Linked DNA regions of Homo sapiens: region 1 is linked to region 2. A link is a loop called in an ENCODE intact Hi-C map of the cell type or tissue named here. Cell type or tissue: CD4-positive, alpha-beta T cell. All regions are shown on one strand. Each heading gives the region's core, and the rest is flanking DNA. Links, peaks and the distances in the headings are about the cores only. Region 1 overlaps IKBKE (inhibitor of nuclear factor kappa B kinase subunit epsilon). Region 2 overlaps RASSF5 (Ras association domain family member 5).

Region 1 (8,000 bases), core at 1-8,000, 100 kb before region 2:
GTACCTAAAATAGAATATTATTCAGTCTTAAAAGGAAAGAAATTCTGACACCTGCTACAACATGGATGGACCTTGATGACATTATGTTAAGTGAAAAAAGCCAGACACAGAAGGACAAATCCTGTATGATTCCACTCATACATTCATAGAAACAGAAAGTACCATGGTGGTTTCCAGTGGCTGGGGGCAGAGGAGAATGAGGAGTTGTTTAATAAGTATGGTTTCAAGTTTGAAGAATGAGGCCGGGTGCAGTGGCTCATGCCTGTAATCCCAGCACTTTGGGAGGCCCAAGTGGGCGGATCATTTGAGGTTGGGGGTTTGAGACCAGTCTGGCGAACACGGTGAAACCCTGTCTCTACTAAAAAAATACAAAAATTAGCTGGGTGTGGTGGTGCATGCCTGTAGTTCCAGCCACTTGGGAGGCTGAGGCATGAGAATCGATTGAACCTGGGAGGCAGAGATTGCAGTGAGCTGAGATTGCACCACTGTACTCCAGCCTATGTGTCAGAGTGAGACTCTGTCTCCAAAAAAAAAAAAAAAATTGGAGAATGAGAAAAGTTCTAAGATGGATGGTGTGATGGTGGCACAGCAGCGTGGGTGTGCTTAGTGCCAATGAAGTGTACACTTAAAATTGGTTAAAATGGGAAATTTCGTTATGCATATTTTACCACAATTGAACACCTAATCAAAAGAAGTAATACAAAGAGGGGTGCTGCCCTTGAGGACACAGAGCCACCACCCATCTTGGTTTCCTAGAGAATCCAGATGGTACCTCCATACCCTAGTGTCCTTGAGATGCCCCCTAAGCCCCATGCATGTCTCTGTCCTTCTGCCTGTCCCATGGCTCTGTCAGCCCATGGGAACTCCTGTCTCTCTGGATGCAAGGACAGCCTTCCCACCAAGATGAGCCTCAGACACTAGACTGTCCCCGACCAGAGCCAGCTAGTGGCCTCCCCGTCTGTCCCCAGTGGCCGGCATGAACCACCTGCGGGAGAACGGCATTGTGCATCGCGACATCAAGCCGGGGAACATCATGCGCCTCGTAGGGGAGGAGGGGCAGAGCATCTACAAGCTGACAGACTTCGGCGCTGCCCGGGAGCTGGATGATGATGAGAAGTTCGTCTCGGTCTATGGGACTGAGGAGTACCTGGTGGGTGAGCTGCTCGAGACCCGCTGCCCTATGCTGAGGGCTCCCCTTGCCTTGTGAGCCCCCCAGAGCCCCCATGAGGGGGTGTGGCCCACCTCCTGCTTCCACAGGAGTTATGTCTCTCCCCTGTACCCCAACCAGAAGAATGCATTCTGTTCTCTAAGATGGAAAAGGTGAGGCTGACACCCATTTTTAAGATGACAAAGAAGGATTTGAACAGTTCTGTTTTCACCTGCAGGCGGTGAAAGGGGGTCTGACAGGTCTCAGGCCCTTGCCAGCCCTCCGGCTCCATGGCCTCATTCTGGTTCTCTCCGGCAGCATCCCGACATGTATGAGCGGGCGGTGCTTCGAAAGCCCCAGCAAAAAGCGTTCGGGGTGACTGTGGATCTCTGGAGCATTGGAGTGACCTTGTACCATGCAGCCACTGGCAGCCTGCCCTTCATCCCCTTTGGTGGGCCACGGCGGAACAAGGAGATCATGTACGGTGGGCCACAGGGCAGGGAATGGGGCGGACTGGCAGTCCCCTGGCCCTTCCCCCACCGGTCCTTGCTGTGTCTTCTGGTCCCCTCACACTCCATGGCCCTCCTCTGGTCCACCCCCCAACCCAGGCTCTTTGTAGATCTTTTTTTGTTAATGGGATCAAACAAGCAGCTGAGCTCTGCCCAGGGCTGATGGGAGTCTGTGAATATGCTCTATGTTAGTTCGGTGCTTCACTCTAGCCCTCTGCTCCCTTACTGCTCTCCTCGTCTCAACCGAAGCTCAAAGAGTGCCTTGCCTAAGGTGGAAGAGCTCACCAGGGGCAAAGGTGGCAGCTTCCTGTTCCCAGGTCCAAGGTCTTTCCATGGTTTTGTGCCATCGGACAGGGAAGTAGCAAGTGGCTGGAGACAGTAGCGGCTCCCTCTGAGTGCACAGCCCAGAGCAGAGGAGATGTCAGCTGGCTTAGTGGGAAGGTTGCTGCACCCACCTCAGCCCCGGGGTCCAGCTGTGTGGAACCTATATCAGGCCCGCAAAAGGGGCAGAAGACCAGCATGGATGGGGGTTGTCAGGGAAGGCTGGACTCTGAAGGGAAAGAAAGAGGAGAGGATACTGGGGCCATGCATAGCATGGGCAAAGGTGTGGAGGAGGCTGGCCAGGCTGAGGGAAGTGTAGCGGGGGGAGAGGCAGTGGACAGGGCAAAGGTGTCTCTACCTGAAGCAAAGGGCTCCAGGAGGAGTGCTGAGGCAAGGCGCTCTCACAGCTGAGAGCCAGGTTTCTCACACTCCATCTGTCAGGCTACTTTGGGGTAGCTGGGTGACTTGAACCTGTGCTCCGAGCCCTTTGTGCTGAGTGTGTCGTTGCCCGGCAATGTGATAGCTGGGGATCCCGCTGACCTGGCCTTCCTCCCCGCAGGTACCGGATCACCACGGAGAAGCCGGCTGGGGCCATTGCAGGTGCCCAGAGGCGGGAGAACGGGCCCCTGGAGTGGAGCTACACCCTCCCCATCACCTGCCAGCTGTCACTGTGAGTGGGACCCTGCTGGGGGGTGATGCTGGAGTCTGAGCTGGGTGTCACTTCTCTCTGCTAAGTCAAGACTTCTGAGGCCTGTTCCAGCAGGTTCCGGGCATGCTGCAGGCTTGGGCACACCACTTTCCCATCTGGTTGCTGGAACGAGTTCTTCCAGCTCTTCCTCCCCAACCCACCCTGCCCCACCATCTTGGTCCTAGCTCTTCAGGATATTCTCTTAGAACGCTCCTATTGCCTGCTTAAGGAGGATAGGTCTGGGCCCCCACCCCTGACAGTCTCCATGTCCTGGGAGGGCAGGGGGCTGCAGAGCCAGCTGGTGCCCATCCTGGCCAACATCCTGGAGGTGGAGCAGGCCAAGTGCTGGGGCTTCGACCAGTTCTTTGCGGAGACCAGTGACATCCTGCAGCGAGTTGTCGTCCATGTCTTCTCCCTGTCCCAGGCAGTCCTGCACCACATCTATATCCATGCCCACAACACGTAAGTGGGGGCGAGGGAGGGAAGCGGTGAGAACCTTCTCTACCCAAGCAGCAGTGCATGTCCAAAGCAGCATCTCCCACAGTACGTTCTGAGGAGTGTGTACATAGGAACGCTTCCAGGTCCAAACGTAGTTGGGAAAAGACTAGTTCTACAAAGTTAAAGCTAAACAGGTTTTCTTGCATGTACTTCAGAGAGTCAGTACCTTTTCTAATGCTAATATGCATTATACATCTGAGAAGTGTGTGCGTGGTGTATGTTGGCTGTACATTTCGTAAAGGTACTGCTCATAGTACCCTTGATTCCTGGATAATTTTATAGAACTAGGTAAATTTTAATGGCAGTGTGACAGGAAGAGGTGCAGAGGCAAAGGCTGGGTATTAGGACTCCTGGGACCTGTTCCCACTCTGTCTCCATCACTATAAGATGTGAACTCTCCCCTTGGTCTCTCCACCCTTGATGACAGAGAAAACCACCCCCGTCCCTCCCTCTGCAAAACAGAGCCCTGTCTATGGGCAACGCTTAGCTGGGGCTTAGGTCACCCTAGCCCCCTGCCTTGCCTACTGACACCCCCTGCCCTCTGCTCCCCACCACGGCTGTGTCTAGGATAGCCATTTTCCAGGAGGCCGTGCACAAGCAGACCAGTGTGGCCCCCCGACACCAGGAGTACCTCTTTGAGGGTCACCTCTGTGTCCTCGAGCCCAGCGTCTCAGCACAGCACATCGCCCACACGACGGCAAGCAGCCCCCTGACCCTCTTCAGCACAGCCATCCCTAAGGGGCTGGCCTTCAGGGACCGTGAGTAGAGCCACCTGGGCTGGATCTTTCTCCTCCCCACATTTTCCTCTGAGACAGGAGTTTGCAATCCAGGCCATTGGTTACTTTTCTTTGTGGGTGTTTCTTTGGGGCCACAGGGAGCAGGAGGCAGATGTGGGTTCTAATTCTGCAGACGCCTCTGAGATGCCACATGACGTGGGCTGGTGGCTTGACCTCCCTGGGGCTTACTGGCATCCTCAGAGCTGTGGAAAGAGCTCCAGTGGAAACAGGGAGATCTGGATTTAATGCACTTTCCATAATCTCTGATTTGTGGGGAAGCCTCAGGCAGTTTGTGTTGGAAGAAGCCCAAGTCTGAGCTCCTGGAAAGAAGGGAAGGGGGTCGGGGTCCAGAGCTTGGGCCTCTCTCCAAACTCTAGCAAAAATGTCCTTTCTTCTCACTTGAACAGTGCAAGTTTTATCCTCTTTCTCTGAGGCTAGGAAGGGGTATTCACCTCAAAACCTGTGGACAAGAGGGTGATTTAGTCCATTTTCAGCTCTTGGACATGAGGAGGTAGTTCTCAAAAGTGGCCGCAAGGTGGCAGTGAGGGATCACAACTTTAAGTGTGGCTAAGGCTGGCAAGGTGGGAGGCTCAGGGTGAGTTGTGAAGCCTGAGGTGGGAGATTGGCAGTGAGGGGTGAGTGTGAGCTGGAAATAATGAAAGATAAGCCGACCCAGCACCATACAGGCAGGCCCCTCAGACAGGGTCTTTGTCTGCAGCTGCTCTGGACGTCCCCAAGTTCGTCCCCAAAGTGGACCTGCAGGCGGATTACAACACTGCCAAGGTGAGGGGCAACCCCCAGGTGGCAGGGAGGGGCATGACCCAAGGGTAGGAGGTGTGGGACCTGGCCCTGTGCATCTCTGTGTTTCAGGGCGTGTTGGGCGCCGGCTACCAGGCCCTGCGGCTGGCACGGGCCCTGCTGGATGGGCAGGAGCTAATGTTTCGGGGGCTGCACTGGGTCATGTGAGTAATCATGAGGGCTGGGCACAGAGGGGGAGGCGGGCAGGAGAGGGAGGCGGACAGGAGGGGGAGTGGGCAGGAAGGGGAGATGGGTGGGGGGTGGGCAGGAAGTGGAGGTGAGCAGGAGGAGGGGGTGGGCAGGAGAGGGAGGTGGGCAGAGAGGGGGAGGCGGGCTGGAGGGGGAGGCGGGCTGTAGGTGGAGGCAGGCCGGAGGGGGAGGCAGGCCAGAGGGGGAGGCCGGCAGGAGGTGGAGGCCAGTATCCTGGGATGCTGTCTGCATGCACGGTGCTGAGTCCCCCGATCAAGGCAGCTCTGACTCAGTCTCCCCTTGGACAGGGAGGTGCTCCAGGCCACATGCAGACGGACTCTGGAAGTGGCAAGGACATCCCTCCTCTACCTCAGCAGCAGCCTGGGAACTGAGAGGTGGGTGTTCGCCTCAGGCCAGCTGGGACCTCTCAGCCCTGCCTTGTCTGCTCCTCACCCTAGATACTTCCAACAATGCACCTCTTCTCCCCCAAGCCAGGGCTACTGCCTTCCCTGCCCTCCTAGAATAGAGGGCACCCGCACCCTATCCCTTATCCCCACCTCACCAAATAACTGCAATGGCTCCCCCAAAACCCAGTCCCTCACCTGCAGGGGAAGGGGCCCATGGGGGCACAGACTCTCCAGGTACCAAGGTGGCCTCCCTATCCCAAGAAGGGGCTTGTGTCCTGCCAAGTCCTTCTCTGAATGATTTAGAGTGCTCACCCTATGCCAAGTGCCAGCAGAACTCTAGGGGGAGGACACACACCCACGCACAGTTCCTGGATGTGACCAGGGATGGAGATCCAGGTGGTCTCGTTCTCCATGCCTCATCTCCTGCTTTCTCTGAGTCTTCAACTTATCCTTGCCTTCCTTGGGTTCCCTGCCCCAATCTTTGGAACCCCACTCCCTCCACTCCCTTGTCTTGGGCTAATAAGGGGGGATGGGTTGGAAAAAGAGAGAGACCGGGCAGGAGGAAGCCAAGTGGAAGGGTCTGGAGATGGGGAATGTGGGAAGACTTCATTGGCCAGAGCACGATTGAGAAGTAGGCACAGCACCCCAAATCCTGGAAGGCACGAGGCCATGGTACGGGTGAGGGTGGGAGCTCTGCAGCCTAGGGATGCCACTGGTGACAGGAGTCTTTGGGAACAGAAGATCAGAGACTGCCCATATGCCTGAAGGCCCCCTCCTCCCGCCACCCCCAGCCCTTGTCCTCAGGGAGCTCCAGGGAGTTTCCCAGCTGTGGGCTGACTCATGCAGCCCCGCGTGCCTCCTGCTTCGCAGCAGCAACTCAGTTGATGGGGCAGCTGGGAGGTGGAGGAGCAGGGAGGAGGAAGAGGAGCATCTCCAGATAACAGGGATGGAGTCTCCATCCAGACTGAGCCCCTCTCAAATGGTGACAGAGAGTAGGGTTCAGTCAGCAGAACTGCAAGTGAATCTCCTTTGAGCAGAGCTCTGTCCAGGGCACAGAGGGGGCTCCAGGGGTAGATGTGGCATCCTGTCATTCAGAGAGGCCCATGCTTCCTCCGGAGCAGCTAGCCCTTCCTGGACATGTGAGGGCTGATGGGATTGTTGGGTAAGAGGAGACCTGAGATGGGTAGAGGCAACCACGGAGGCCTTCCTGAAGGATGAGGCTTTTTTTTTTTTTTTTTTTTTTTTTTTTTTTGAGACGGAGCCTCGCTCTGTCGCCCAGGCTGGAGTGCAGTGGCGCGATCTCGGCTCACTGCAAGCTCCGCCTCCCGGGTTCACGCCATTCTCCTGCCTCAGCCTCCCAAGTAGCTGGGACTACAGGTGCCCGCCACTACGCCCGGCTAATTTTTTGTATTTTTAGTAGAGACGGGGTTTCACCGTTTTAGCCGGGATGGTCTCGATCTCCTGACCTCGTGATCTGCCTGCCTCAGCCTCCCAAAGTGCTGGGATTACAGGCGTGAGCCACCGCGCCCGGCCTAGGATGAGGCTTTTAAGGCCAGAAAGAAGAAGAATACCTCAGGCAGGAAGGTCTGCGCAGAGACAGAGAAGAAAAGGGCCCTGTTCGGGGGAAAGGAGGGGATGCTGGGGAGGCTTACTGAAGCCACAGTCATGATGGCAGATAGCCCAGAGCTAAGCCAGAGGCGGACAGAGGTGGAGGTGAGGAGGGGAGGAAAGAAGGCATAGAGGCCCTGAAGGAGTCCAGCTAGAGAGAGGTTGGACCCCAATAAAACAACCAGTAGAGAGCCATTGTAGATTCTTGACCTGGAAAGATGTGTTTGGGAAAGCTTTTTGGGTGTCTGTCTGCCCACTTGCCCTGGATGGACAGGCATGGTGGGGAATGGCACGCTGGCCTGGGTCTGGCGTCCTGGCATCCTGGTGTCCGCTGGCTGCTGTTCCCCTGTTCTGGCTCTGCAGCCTCCTCCAAGGTGGCCTCCGTGGTGTGTCTAGAGAGCTGGGGTCAGGCAAGTGCCTGCTTTGAAGCCTATTTCAGCCTCCCATCAAGGAGGAGGATGGTGAGCAAAAACAGTTGTGAGCAGGGAGCCAGAGGGCCAGGTGCAGCCTCTTCTCTTAGTCTGGGTGTGGCTCCAGCCCATTGTCACCTTCCCCTACCTGGGCCTCTGTGTCCTCATTTTCAAAATGAGAGGGTTGCATGATCTCTGCGGCCTCCCAGCTCCCACATGTTGCAAGCCCATTCTTGCCTGAACATCCCCAGACCTGTAGATTCTCCTAAGGGCTGAAGACACTAGCTCCACCCGCAGTGGAACCAGGTATTTTCATGAGCTGAATGTCACACTGGAGGAACCCAGCACCTCATGCCAAGTGGCCCACCTTTGCCCATCCTGGTGACCCACCTCTCCCCCAGTGTGCATATCCTGCCTCAGGTTCCCCAGGACAGGTCCTTTGGTAGAGCAACCTTGCCTTTGTCCCAAAGCTCCCTGGCCCTCCTGGGCAGCTGCTGCCATCCACAGGCACTGCTCAGGCAGCCAGGACGGGCTTTGGGAATCCTAGGGCTTCCCCCAGCCCCGCCACCAGGCAAGACATTCCAGGCAAGACTTCATCTCCAAGGTCCCTTTTGATCCCTATGAATATCTTATTGTGTCGCAGGAAGGA
Region 2 (11,071 bases), core at 1,261-9,260:
ATACATGCTAAGTGAGTAGAATAGTGCACGGTACATATTAGCTGTAGTGAATCATCGTCATCATTCAGGGCTGGAGTGATCAGGAAGAGCTTGACAAATAAAGTGACTTCTGATGGGCAAACAGGTGTGAGATGATTCAAATCGTGGGCCAGAAGGAGGAAAGACTGACAAATTTAAAAAGAGTGAGAGTGAATTTTTTAGCAAAAATTAGGTTTGTGATTTTGGTCAAGAAAAAGTAGGCACGGATGTATATAATAGCTGCAGTACTGCCGGTGGGACACACGTCCTCCTCAGCCCACCCTCATCCTGGGGACCCCCTCTCATTGCCACAGCATTCCTGGGTGCCCTGGGCCCACCTGGGAATACCAGAAGCCACGTGACTCACTCAGAGCCTCTCCTTAGGGCATTAGGTCACTCTCCAGTCACCAAAATTAAGATTACATATGTCATTGATTAGAGTGCAGAAGTAGGGTTTTGTTGCTGTTGCTTTAGTGATAAAATAAAGAAAAACAGCTTAGGGCAAATCTGCCCTGAGTTAGGCCCCAGACGAAAGGGGTATGGTCCTCCTTATTTTGTTAAGAATATTTAAATGGAAGCATTAGAGAATCACTCAGGGTCGGGGTGTCGCTGTGAACCCCTAGCACCCAGCCTCTTTACATGGCTGTTCCCCAATCACCTCCAGAGCTAAAAGAAGACATTGCCCTTTTCCACCGCATAGGACATGTGAGCACAAACCTGTTTTTCACCAGTGCCCTGGACATGCCAAGTGCATTGGGAACAGCTCAGCCATCTGCCACCAATGCCAGGGGCTTAATCGGAATAGATGAATTCCATGCCAGATGCACTGAGATGTGTGAGCCCCCAGGAGAGACACCTCACATGCCAATGTCTATATTTGTTAAATCATAACAGAGTTCCCTATTCTGTCTCTATCTTGGGCCACCCCAAGAGGCAAAACTGTCTGCTTGGTTTCTCGCTTTGTACCCGTGGACAGATCCTTAAGAATCTGGCAGGTGAATAGGAATCAGAGTCTTTGTCTTATCCTCTGAAGATTGCTATAGTATCGATCTCGCTCTCATGGCAGATAGTGCCTGTTAGGTAAACCTTTGGGGTGTTTGTGTGTTTCTTGGCACCAAGTGTTAATTCAGCAGCTGGATGAAGACCCTTGAGGTCTGGAATTGTTGTGAGGGGTCTGTCTATTTCAGTTCTTTTCGAATGTTGCTGCGAATTAAAATCAACTAGGAGATTTTTAAAATTCCCATGCCCAGACTGCACCCCAGACCAATTAAATCAGAATCTCCAGGGATGAAGCCCAGGCAGCTAAGTTTCTAAAGATCCCCCAGATGATTGCACTGTGCAGACAAGTTTAAGAACCACTGGTCTGGATTATACGCCATCTCTTGGGTGGAAAAAGGATCCGTGAGCCCTCGTGGCTGTGGCTGGCTGGCCTAATTCAGGAGGTGATTCATTTGGTCCATGGGTCACATCTTGTCTGCCAGATATTTTTGTGGGCAGCAGCCATCCCAGACCTGGGTGCTGGCATTCCATGGCTGTGACATTCGTAGTGTTGGCTACACACGGGGCTCCTGGCACTCCCAGACAGGGCTTCCCATCACCAGCCAGAGGGCCAGGCCTCAGAATGGTGAGGTCAGGGCTGCTGTCTTTTGAGTCAGCCCTGGAAGGCAGAGGTGCCTGTGGCCACTTGCGTCACTTCCCCGCGTTTGTGGTGGGAAGGGGAGAGATAGATGGGTCTATCTGCTGAAGAAAGGGGAACAGGAAGAAGAAACCCTAGGCTAAGGCAGCTTTGCTTCTCACTGTATTCAAAATCAAGCCTTTGAAAGCCACAGCACAGCTGCCTTTTCTTACGGGGAAATGGCTCTAGCTTGATTGGAAACTATGAGAGGAGATCTTTCCGAAGCTTCTAGAATTTTCTTTCCATTACTTATTTTTTATAGACAAGTATGAGAAAGCTATTACCTCCTGAGGAGCAATAGCCTACATGCGTCAGAGACAGAGTGAGTGTATAATAGTAACCAGACAACGGGGTCTTTCTAATTAGAAGCTCCCAGCGGGAAGGTATAGGGGTAGGGCCAGGGTCAGGCACATCTGGTCCCATAGACATGTGCTCAGCTGGCAAGGACTGAGGATGGGGAGCTCTGGGAGCTACCCAAGGGAAGGGATGAGGAAAATGAGAGGCTTCACTGTGAGAGTCCCCGGGTTAATGGACTGACAGTGAATGAAGAGAGTCTGTGAGGCTCACACTACTTGCTACTCACCTCCGGCAAGTGGGAGATGGCCAGAGCTGCTTGCCCTTGGGTGGTCTGCAACAGAATCAAGGTTCAGTTCCAGAGACCTGGGAAGGCACACAGGAGAAGGCTGGGCCCTGCATCCTGGTGGCTGCATCTCACTTGAGTTAGAAGTCCTTCCTTCCCACCTTCACAGGTGACATGGTGCCTCTGGGGCCTGACCCGCTGCTTAGACTCATCTTAGATGAACATTTCACAGATCAGGTAACTTACAGGCTTTGGTTTAACAGCTGCTCATCCCAGCCCCGCAGCACAGAGTTTCAGTGATCATTATGGGTGTGGCAGGCCGGCCCCTTCAGCAAAAGATGCCGTCCCATGGTGGCTACATGGTGAATTGAGAAGAGCATGGGCCTTAGATGGATTTGATTCCAGTTCCTACTTAGCTTCTTACTAGCAGGGGACCACAGGCATGTTTCTTAAACTCAGCCTCAGTTTTGTTATCTGTGAAATAAGAATGACATACATAGTATGTAAGAGAAGGTATGTGAAAGTACCCAGCACAGGCTGTTATTAATAGGTCAGGACCCCTTGGGGAGAGTACAGCGGGAGCAGACAGGCCAGGGAACGATGCCATGATGGAAAGAGGATGTCAGAAGCTGGGTGCGGTGGCTCACACCTGTAATGCCAGCACTTTGGGAGGCCAAGGCGGATGGATCATTTGAGGTCAGGAGTTCGACATCAGCCTGGCCAATATGGTGAAATCCCGTCTCTACTAAAAAATACAAAAATTAGCTGGGTGTGGTGGTGCGCACCTGTAATCCCAGCTACTTGGGAGGCTGAGGCAGGAGAATTGCTTGAACCTGGGAGGCAGAGATTGCAGTCAGCCAAGATCGTGCCACTGCATTCCAGCCTGGGTGACAGAGGGAGACGAAAGAAAAGAAAGAAAGAAAGAGAGAGAGACAGAGAGAGAGGGGGGAGAGAGAGAGAGAGAAAGAAAAGGAAGGAAGGAAGGAAAGAAAGAAAGGAGGATGTCAGCTGTGCTGAGGGGTTGGAGGTGGGAGGCTGGAGCCACGCCAGCTCCTCTTGGCAGCCAGAGCCTGACATTGCATCGGTTCTGTGGGATTGGAAAGTGGAAGGAAGTGATGGCAGGTTGTTCAGGGTGGCGTGTCTCCCACATGGCTTGCTGAAGGGAGGAAGGTAGGGCAAAGCTCTGTCACGGAGGGGGGGCCCTGTTGTGTTCCGCGGGGTGGTGATGTGACGTCGCGGCAGCTGTGAAATTCCCCAGCCAAACCCAGACACCCACAGGACAGTGTCAGATGGTGTCAGAGTCATCCCTCACTGGGCCTCAGTTTCCTCATTTACCAAAGGAGAATCCTGATCCACCCCAAGTCTGCTACACTTGAACGTCAGGCAAATTCTGGGTGGGTTCTGACCAACCAGTTCCCACACTCCCAGCCACTCAGGGACAGTGTGAAGATAAAACCGGGAGGTGGGTAACAGTGAACTTGAGAGAGAGCCAGAGAACTGACTGAGGGACAGTGGCTTCGACCCCAGAATTCACCCCTGTATTGTCTCTACAAGGTGAGGGCCATTGACCTCAATCTCCTCAATTTCATTGTTCACTTATCCTTCCCAGGGGGTGGGAGGAGGAGGGCATCTGGGAACATATGAGAAGAATGAACACATGGTCTCACAGGAGGAACACAATGGGACAGACCTGGAATTTCTGTTTCATTCTGTACATACTGACTGTAGGGTGTGAGGCAGGTTGCTAAACTTCTCTTAGTCTCAATAGTCTCACCTGTAAGATGGGGTAATAAACTATCTTACAGACTTCTGGTTTGTGAGAATCATATGAGATAATGTATGCCAAGTACTTGGCACAGAAGAAGTGCTAAGTAAATTCTAGGTGTCCCTGTGCCCAGTAGCGGTTTATCTCCTCTTTTATGGTAGAGGGGGCTACAGCCCTTCATCCCTGCCAGTTCACTCGTTCATTTGACAAATAGATATTTACTTCTTGCTATGTGAAAAGCACTGTGGCAAGTGATGTGGGGCCTGGACTGGTCTCTATGTGTCCTTGGTCCTTGGGATCTAAGAGAATTCTTGTCTTCCCGATCAGTAGTATATACTGGCACCATGGGTAGACGCCTGTCCCTCCAGCTGTGTTGTTACTTCCTTGAGGAGACAGACCATGGCTTGTATTTCTTTGCATCTCCCATAGCATCAAAGAAGCATCTTTTCCATAGCAGCTTTCCATAAGCAAATGCGGCTCTGCTCATTCACCAGATTCATAGTCAGTGCCTGAGTGCCAGACGCTTTCACACTAATCTCAAGACAAGCCTGTGCAGTAGGTATTGTTCCCATTTCACAGATGAGGAGACTGAGGCTTAGAGAAATCTGAGTTACTTCTCCAGGAGGGCTGGCTAGACACTGGCACAGCTGCAATTTGACCTCTCATTGTCTCACTCCGAGTCCGTGCAGTTAGTTCCACTCTGCAGGGCTGGATGCTCACTTCTTGGTTAGAGAGGCTTTGGGGAGGGCGTGGTTGTTCCCTTTCTCACCCTGAGAACTACTACACATCCACCTCCACTTCTGTGTCTCTTCCAGAATGTCTGTAAACCTGTGGAGGAGACACAGCGCCCGCCCACACTGCAGGAGATCAAGCAGAAGATCGACAGCTACAACACGCGAGAGAAGAACTGCCTGGGCATGAAACTGGTAAGCGCCCGTCCACCCTCAACCTGGCCCCTGCTCCACCACCCGCTTCGGGTTTGGCGCCTCTGCCCTCACTCTGAATTCTGTGGCTACTCCCTGGCAGGTCCCCTCCCTTTCCTCCGGCCTCCAGAGGCCTCCGGGGTCTGGAAGGCTGATAGCCAGAGCCCTCAGTGGCCTCCATGTGCTTTAGGGAAATAGATCTGACTCTCATTTTTTGCTTGTGATTTTGGGAAGCTCTTTTAACTCCTCCTCTGAGCTTCAGTGTAAACTAAGTGATTAAACGGTACGTAATGACCAAGGGCCCAGTATTGCTTGGCCTCCAGGGAGCCAGGACAATGGGACTTAGTTGCTCCCCTTCCTACCCCTTCGATTGTGAGAGAGGGACATACTCTCTCAGAGAGGGGAGGGCACCCAACTTAGCACCCAGTTGGGAAAGGCTGTCTTCAATAGGGAGGGGAGAAGGTAGAAAAACACTGCCCCCTGCTGGTGGCTGGCATCAGCTGGCTCTTTGGGGTTCAGCCAGATGGAGCACCAGAAAATCCAGTCACAAATGCACCTAGGTTTAAGTCTTAAAGGCTGTTTCTTAGTAAAGAGATACAGGAGGAAATCTAGTGGGCTGGTTCTCCAAGGCCCTCATTATAGAGCCTTCCTGCTTCCTGCCTGGTTCAGAGGTACAAACTAGAGTGGCTACCCCACACCCTGCCTCTTACAATGGGCACTCACCAAAGGCAACTGGTTACAGGAGGTTTAGGGAGCTGGCCTGAGCCTCCTGGGAGGGAAATCCACTGCAGCCCCACAGGTCCTCTTTGGTAGCTGGATCCTGAGGGTCTTCTCCCAGCCCACTATGGGGAAAGGGATCTCTGCTCCTTCCTCCAGCTCTCCCACGTCAGCAGAGGCAGGAAAGAACTCAAGGAGACAGGTGGGTGCTGCTGGGGCAATGGCCCCGAGTGGCAGATATGATCATGCAAGGCGGACGGCCCTGACCCCCTGTGACATGCCCCCGCTGGCAGAGTGAAGACGGCACCTACACGGGTTTCATCAAAGTGCATCTGAAACTCCGGCGGCCTGTGACGGTGCCTGCTGGGATCCGGCCCCAGTCCATCTATGATGCCATCAAGGAGGTGAACCTGGCGGCTACCACGGACAAGCGGACATCCTTCTACCTGCCCCTAGATGCCATCAAGCAGCTGCACATCAGCAGCACCACCACCGTCAGTGAGGTCATCCAGGGGCTGCTCAAGAAGTTCATGGTTGTGGACAATCCCCAGAAGTTTGCACTTTTTAAGCGGATACACAAGGACGGACAAGGTAGGAGAAAGAGTGAACCCAACCAGACCGTTCCCTTCCTACCTGTGTCCAAGCCCACCCACTAAAACTCCTGCCGGCCTTGGGTGGGAGCTGTGGGCTTCTCCTGAGCACCAGGGGTCCAGCTGCCCATGTGGTGTTCAGATCTGTGGAATCCGGGCAGGGAGGCAAGAGCAGAGTCCCTGACTCTGCATGTGACTTCAGGAAAACCACACCCTAGGCTCCCATTTCCTGATCTGTGCAATGGGAGGAATCTGCCCCACCATTCCTAATCTTTCAGGAGATGATGTGAATGGAATCATGCTTTAAACTCTGAGCAGACACCCAAGATAAAAGGTTATTGCCCTGTTCATTACTGTCATGTTCATTTCATTAAAAGGCCCGTGTCTACTTCCAGTTGTACGTACCCCACCTCTGCATTTCCAATCCTTTCCCGCAAGCCTGGGCCCCGCCCTTCTTTTCTGGGAAGAGCTCCCAGCACCCTCTCTTGGTTTGCAGTGCTCTTCCAGAAACTCTCCATTGCTGACCGCCCCCTCTACCTGCGCCTGCTTGCTGGGCCTGACACGGAGGTCCTCAGCTTTGTGCTAAAGGAGAATGAAACTGGAGAGGTAGAGGTAGGTCTGGACCCATTGTGCAAACCCAGGCCTTAGGGCACCCTGGGTGGGTGCAGGTGGGTGTTGTCCTAACTACCTCACATAGGTGGGAGCCACGCAGCACGGGCAGGAAGGTGACTGTTGAGAGAGTGAGCAGGGGTGGGTGATGGGCCTGGGGGTCAGTGTTTCAGCCAGGACTCTGAACACCCTGGGGTAGCACATTAGGGCCTGTGTGTGGCAAGGCCTGTGGAAAGAAAGGATTTCATGTGCTTTATTTCTGAAAACTCAGGGAGGAGGGGGACCAAGAAACTCCCTGTGCTCAGGCACAGGCTGTTTTTGCTTCAAAATGGCCCGAGGGCTACCAAGCTCCATCTCTGGGCTCCACTGGGTATAGACGTTTTTGAGCCATTTGTCCTCCCTTTTCTTGACCTCCATCCCCCAAGGGGAGCTAACCAGTGTGTAGTCTTGTGGCATAAACTGGAGTAAAACCAGGCCGGTGCCACCCATGGCCTGAGAATGACCAACAGGGGAAGGTCTCAGTGTTTGTCACACTGTGTTCAGTGGAGGCCTAGAGTTTTAAGGAGTTTTGGGAGTCACTGCGGAGATTTAGGGATCAAGGCAGCTGGGACTCTGTCCCTTCTCCCCATTTCAGCAAGGGCCGCTCTGCTCCCATCTGCTTTCTTTATTGGCATCTGTGCAGAATATGTTTGGAAAAAGTACTCCATGGACAGTAGCTGAATGCTGCTGGCCCTGTGGAAAGCTCAGGCACTTTGAAGTGTGGAGACCTGGGCTCTAGTTCCAGTTCTGCTGCAATGAGCTCTGTGATTGTGATTACGCCACCTTCCCTGTGTGGACTTGAGGTTTCTCACTTATCCATAGCGAGGACCAAACCAGATAAACCTTAGTACTCTATTGTGCTCAAAGAGCTTAGGAGTCTCAATTGTTGGCCGCACAGGGCTTGTGCTCTTGGGTCAGCCTGATGGAAGTCCAAATTGCCTTCTGCCATCAGAGGCCAAGTCCTTTAGGGGTAGGCCTGGGCCAGTCAGGCTCTCATTATCTGCTCTGCCAGTCATGGGAGGTAGATACCCCAATTTCCCAGCAGATAACAGGCTGAGAAGGGTGGAAAGCTGTGCTCGAGGTCACACTGCTGGGAGAGGTGGAGTCAGGCCCAACCCCGGTCTCCTGAGTCCACGTTCCACTCCTCCACCTGCTTTCTGAGGGTCTGCATGTTGGGAGGCTGGGTGGTTCCAGCATCACTGTCAAGATCTCGGCTGCTACACAGAAACTTAAGATTATTGAGTTTCAAAATAAAAACATGGTTCATAGACTGGCAACTCTTGGTCATGAGATGCCAGCATTTGGAATTTTGTTGCTGCTATGACAGGCATGCAAAGCCCAGGCTTCGCTGATTCAGTCTGTTCAGTAGCAAACTGTGTGTGAATCACGGATGTGAACTGGGAAGGGGAAGGCAGCAGGGTCTCTCAGGTCGTGTCAACTTCTAACCTGTCTCCTATTCTGTTTCTTCCCACAAATCTCCCTCTCGCCTCACAGTGGGATGCCTTCTCCATCCCTGAACTTCAGAACTTCCTAACAATCCTGGAAAAAGAGGAGCAGGACAAAATCCAACAAGTGCAAAAGAAGTATGACAAGTTTAGGCAGAAACTGGAGGAGGCCTTAAGAGAATCCCAGGGCAAACCTGGGTAACCGGTCCTGCTTCCTCTCCTCCTGGTGCATTCAGATTTATTTGTATTATTAATTATTATTTTGCAACAGACACTTTTTCTCAGGACATCTCTGGCAGGTGCATTTGTGCCTGCCCAGCAGTTCCAGCTGTGGCAAAAGTCTCTTCCATGGACAAGTGTTTGCACGAGGGTTCAGCTGTGCCCGCCCCCAGGCTGTGCCCCACCACAGATTCTGCCAAGGATCAGAACTCATGTGAAACAAACAGCTGACGTCCTCTCTCGATCTGCAAGCCTTTCACCAACCAAATAGTTGCCTCTCTCGTCACCAAACTGGAACCTCACACCAGCCGGCAAAGGAAGGAAGAAAGGTTTTAGAGCTGTGTGTTCTTTCTCTGGCATTGATTCCTCTTTGAGTTCTCTTACTTGCCACGTACAGGACCATTATTTATGAGTGAAAAGTTGTAGCACATTCCTTTTGCAGGTCTGAGCTAAGCCCCTGAAAGCAGGGTAATGCTCATAAAAGGACTGTTCCCGCGGCCCCAAGGTGCCTGTTGTTCACACTTAAGGGAAGTTTATAAAGCTACTGGCCCCAGATGCTCAGGGTAAGGAGCACCAAAGCTGAGGCTGGCTCAGAGATCTCCAGAGAAGCTGCAGCCTGCCCTGGCCCTGGCTCTGGCCCTGGCCCACATTGCACATGGAAACCCAAAGGCATATATCTGCGTATGTGTGGTACTTAGTCACATCTTTGTCAACAAACTGTTCGTTTTTAAGTTACAAATTTGAATTTAATGTTGTCATCATCGTCATGTGTTTCCCCAAAGGGAAGCCAGTCATTGACCATTTAAAAAGTCTCCTGCTAAGTATGGAAATCAGACAGTAAGAGAAAGCCAAAAAGCAATGCAGAGAAAGGTGTCCAAGCTGTCTTCAGCCTTCCCCAGCTAAAGAGCAGAGGAGGGCCTGGGCTACTTGGGTTCCCCATCGGCCTCCAGCACTGCCTCCCTCCTCCCACTGCGACTCTGGGATCTCCAGGTGCTGCCCAAGGAGTTGCCTTGATTACAGAGAGGGGAGCCTCCAATTCGGCCAACTTGGAGTCCTTTCTGTTTTGAAGCATGGGCCAGACCCGGCACTGCGCTCGGAGAGCCGGTGGGCCTGGCCTCCCCGTCGACCTCAGTGCCTTTTTGTTTTCAGAGAGAAATAGGAGTAGGGCGAGTTTGCCTGAAGCTCTGCTGCTGGCTTCTCCTGCCAGGAAGTGAACAATGGCGGCGGTGTGGGAGACAAGGCCAGGAGAGCCCGCGTTCAGTATGGGTTGAGGGTCACAGACCTCCCTCCCATCTGGGTGCCTGAGTTTTGACTCCAATCAGTGATACCAGACCACATTGACAGGGAGGATCAAATTCCTGACTTACATTTGCACTGGCTTCTTGTTTAGGCTGAATCCTAAAATAAATTAGTCAAAAAATTCCAACAAGTAGCCAGGACTGCAGAGACACTCCAGTGCAGAGGGAGAAGGACTTGTAATTTTCAAAGCAGGGCTGGTTTTCCAACCCAGCCTCTGAGAAACCATTTCTTTGCTATCCTCTGCCTTCCCAAGTCCCTCTTGGGTCGGTTCAAGCCCAAGCTTGTTCGTGTAGCTTCAGAAGTTCCCTCTCTGACCCAGGCTGAGTCCATACTGCCCCTGATCCCAGAAGGAATGCTGACCCCTCGTCGTATGAACTGTGCATAGTCTCCAGAGCTTCAAAGGCAACACAAGCTCGCAACTCTAAGATTTTTTTAAACCACAAAAACCCTGGTTAGCCATCTCATGCTCAGCCTTATCACTTCCCTCCCTTTAGAAACTCTCTCCCTGCTGTATATTAAAGGGAGCAGGTGGAGAGTCATTTTCCTTCGTCCTGCATGTCTCTAACATTAATAGAAGGCATGGCTCCTGCTGCAACCGCTGTGAATGCTGCTGAGAACCTCCCTCTATGGGGATGGCTATTTTATTTTTGAGAAGGAAAAAAAAAGTCATGTATATATACACATAAAGGCATATAGCTATATATAAAGAGATAAGGGTGTTTATGAAATGAGAAAATTATTGGACAATTCAGACTTTACTAAAGCACAGTTAGACCCAAGGCCTATGCTGAGGTCTAAACCTCTGAAAAAAGTATAGTATCGAGTACCCGTTCCCTCCCAGAGGTGGGAGTAACTGCTGGTAGTGCCTTCTTTGGTTGTGTTGCTCAGTGTGTAAGTGTTTGTTTCCAGGATATTTTCTTTTTAAATGTCTTTCTTATATGGGTTTTAAAAAAAAGTAATAAAAGCCTGTTGCAAAAATGACTCATGTTAGAAACGTCTCCCTTGAACTTCACCATCTTACGGACACTGGGAGCGGGGGAGAGAGGGTGAGAATGGACATGATCACATGCTTCCTGGTGGAGTCAGATTTTCTTTTGCCAGTGAGCAGAGAAATGAAGGCTACTGTTCAAATAATTTGGGAAAAATTGTCCAAATGCGTAGGCGGGAGGGCGCTGCCTGGGTGACCAGCTGT

The links. A loop is a pair of places that touch in the nucleus more often than their neighbours do. Peaks named below come from ENCODE experiments on the same cell type or tissue, not always from the same donor. Only the 100,000 strongest peaks of a DNase experiment are listed, where the experiment ranks them.
Region 1: it touches region 2 in a loop (8-fold over the local background); 28 of 110 quality-filtered maps call a loop at or near these places.

Annotation. Positions count from the first base shown.
Region 1 is chr1:206,475,213-206,483,212 of GRCh38, forward strand. IKBKE (inhibitor of nuclear factor kappa B kinase subunit epsilon) reads left to right here. Exons shown (of 22, transcript NM_014002.4): 6 at 969-1,150; 7 at 1,466-1,626; 8 at 2,537-2,647; 9 at 2,948-3,127; 10 at 3,731-3,921; 11 at 4,658-4,722; 12 at 4,810-4,901; 13 at 5,235-5,321. Among named protein-coding and RNA genes, the nearest start is that of MIR6769B, 4.4 kb to the left of the region's middle. In CD4-positive, alpha-beta T cell, for the core only: a CTCF peak has its summit at 4,479 (motif pointing right); DNase peaks (open chromatin) are centred at 4,489 and 6,169.
Region 2 is chr1:206,578,416-206,589,486 of GRCh38, forward strand. RASSF5 (Ras association domain family member 5) reads left to right here. Exons shown (of 6, transcript NM_182663.4): 3 at 4,854-4,964; 4 at 5,972-6,269; 5 at 6,765-6,880; 6 at 8,411-11,033. The coding sequence ends at 8,563. It also overlaps a transcript of EIF2D not described here. Among named protein-coding and RNA genes, the nearest start is that of EIF2D, 29 kb to the right of the region's middle. RefSeq lists an enhancer at 9,684-10,184. In CD4-positive, alpha-beta T cell, for the core only: CTCF peaks have their summits at 5,451 (motif pointing left) and 5,651; DNase peaks (open chromatin) are centred at 1,706, 3,476, 4,946 and 5,426; H3K4me3 peaks cover 1,361 bases; H3K27ac peaks cover 4,606 bases.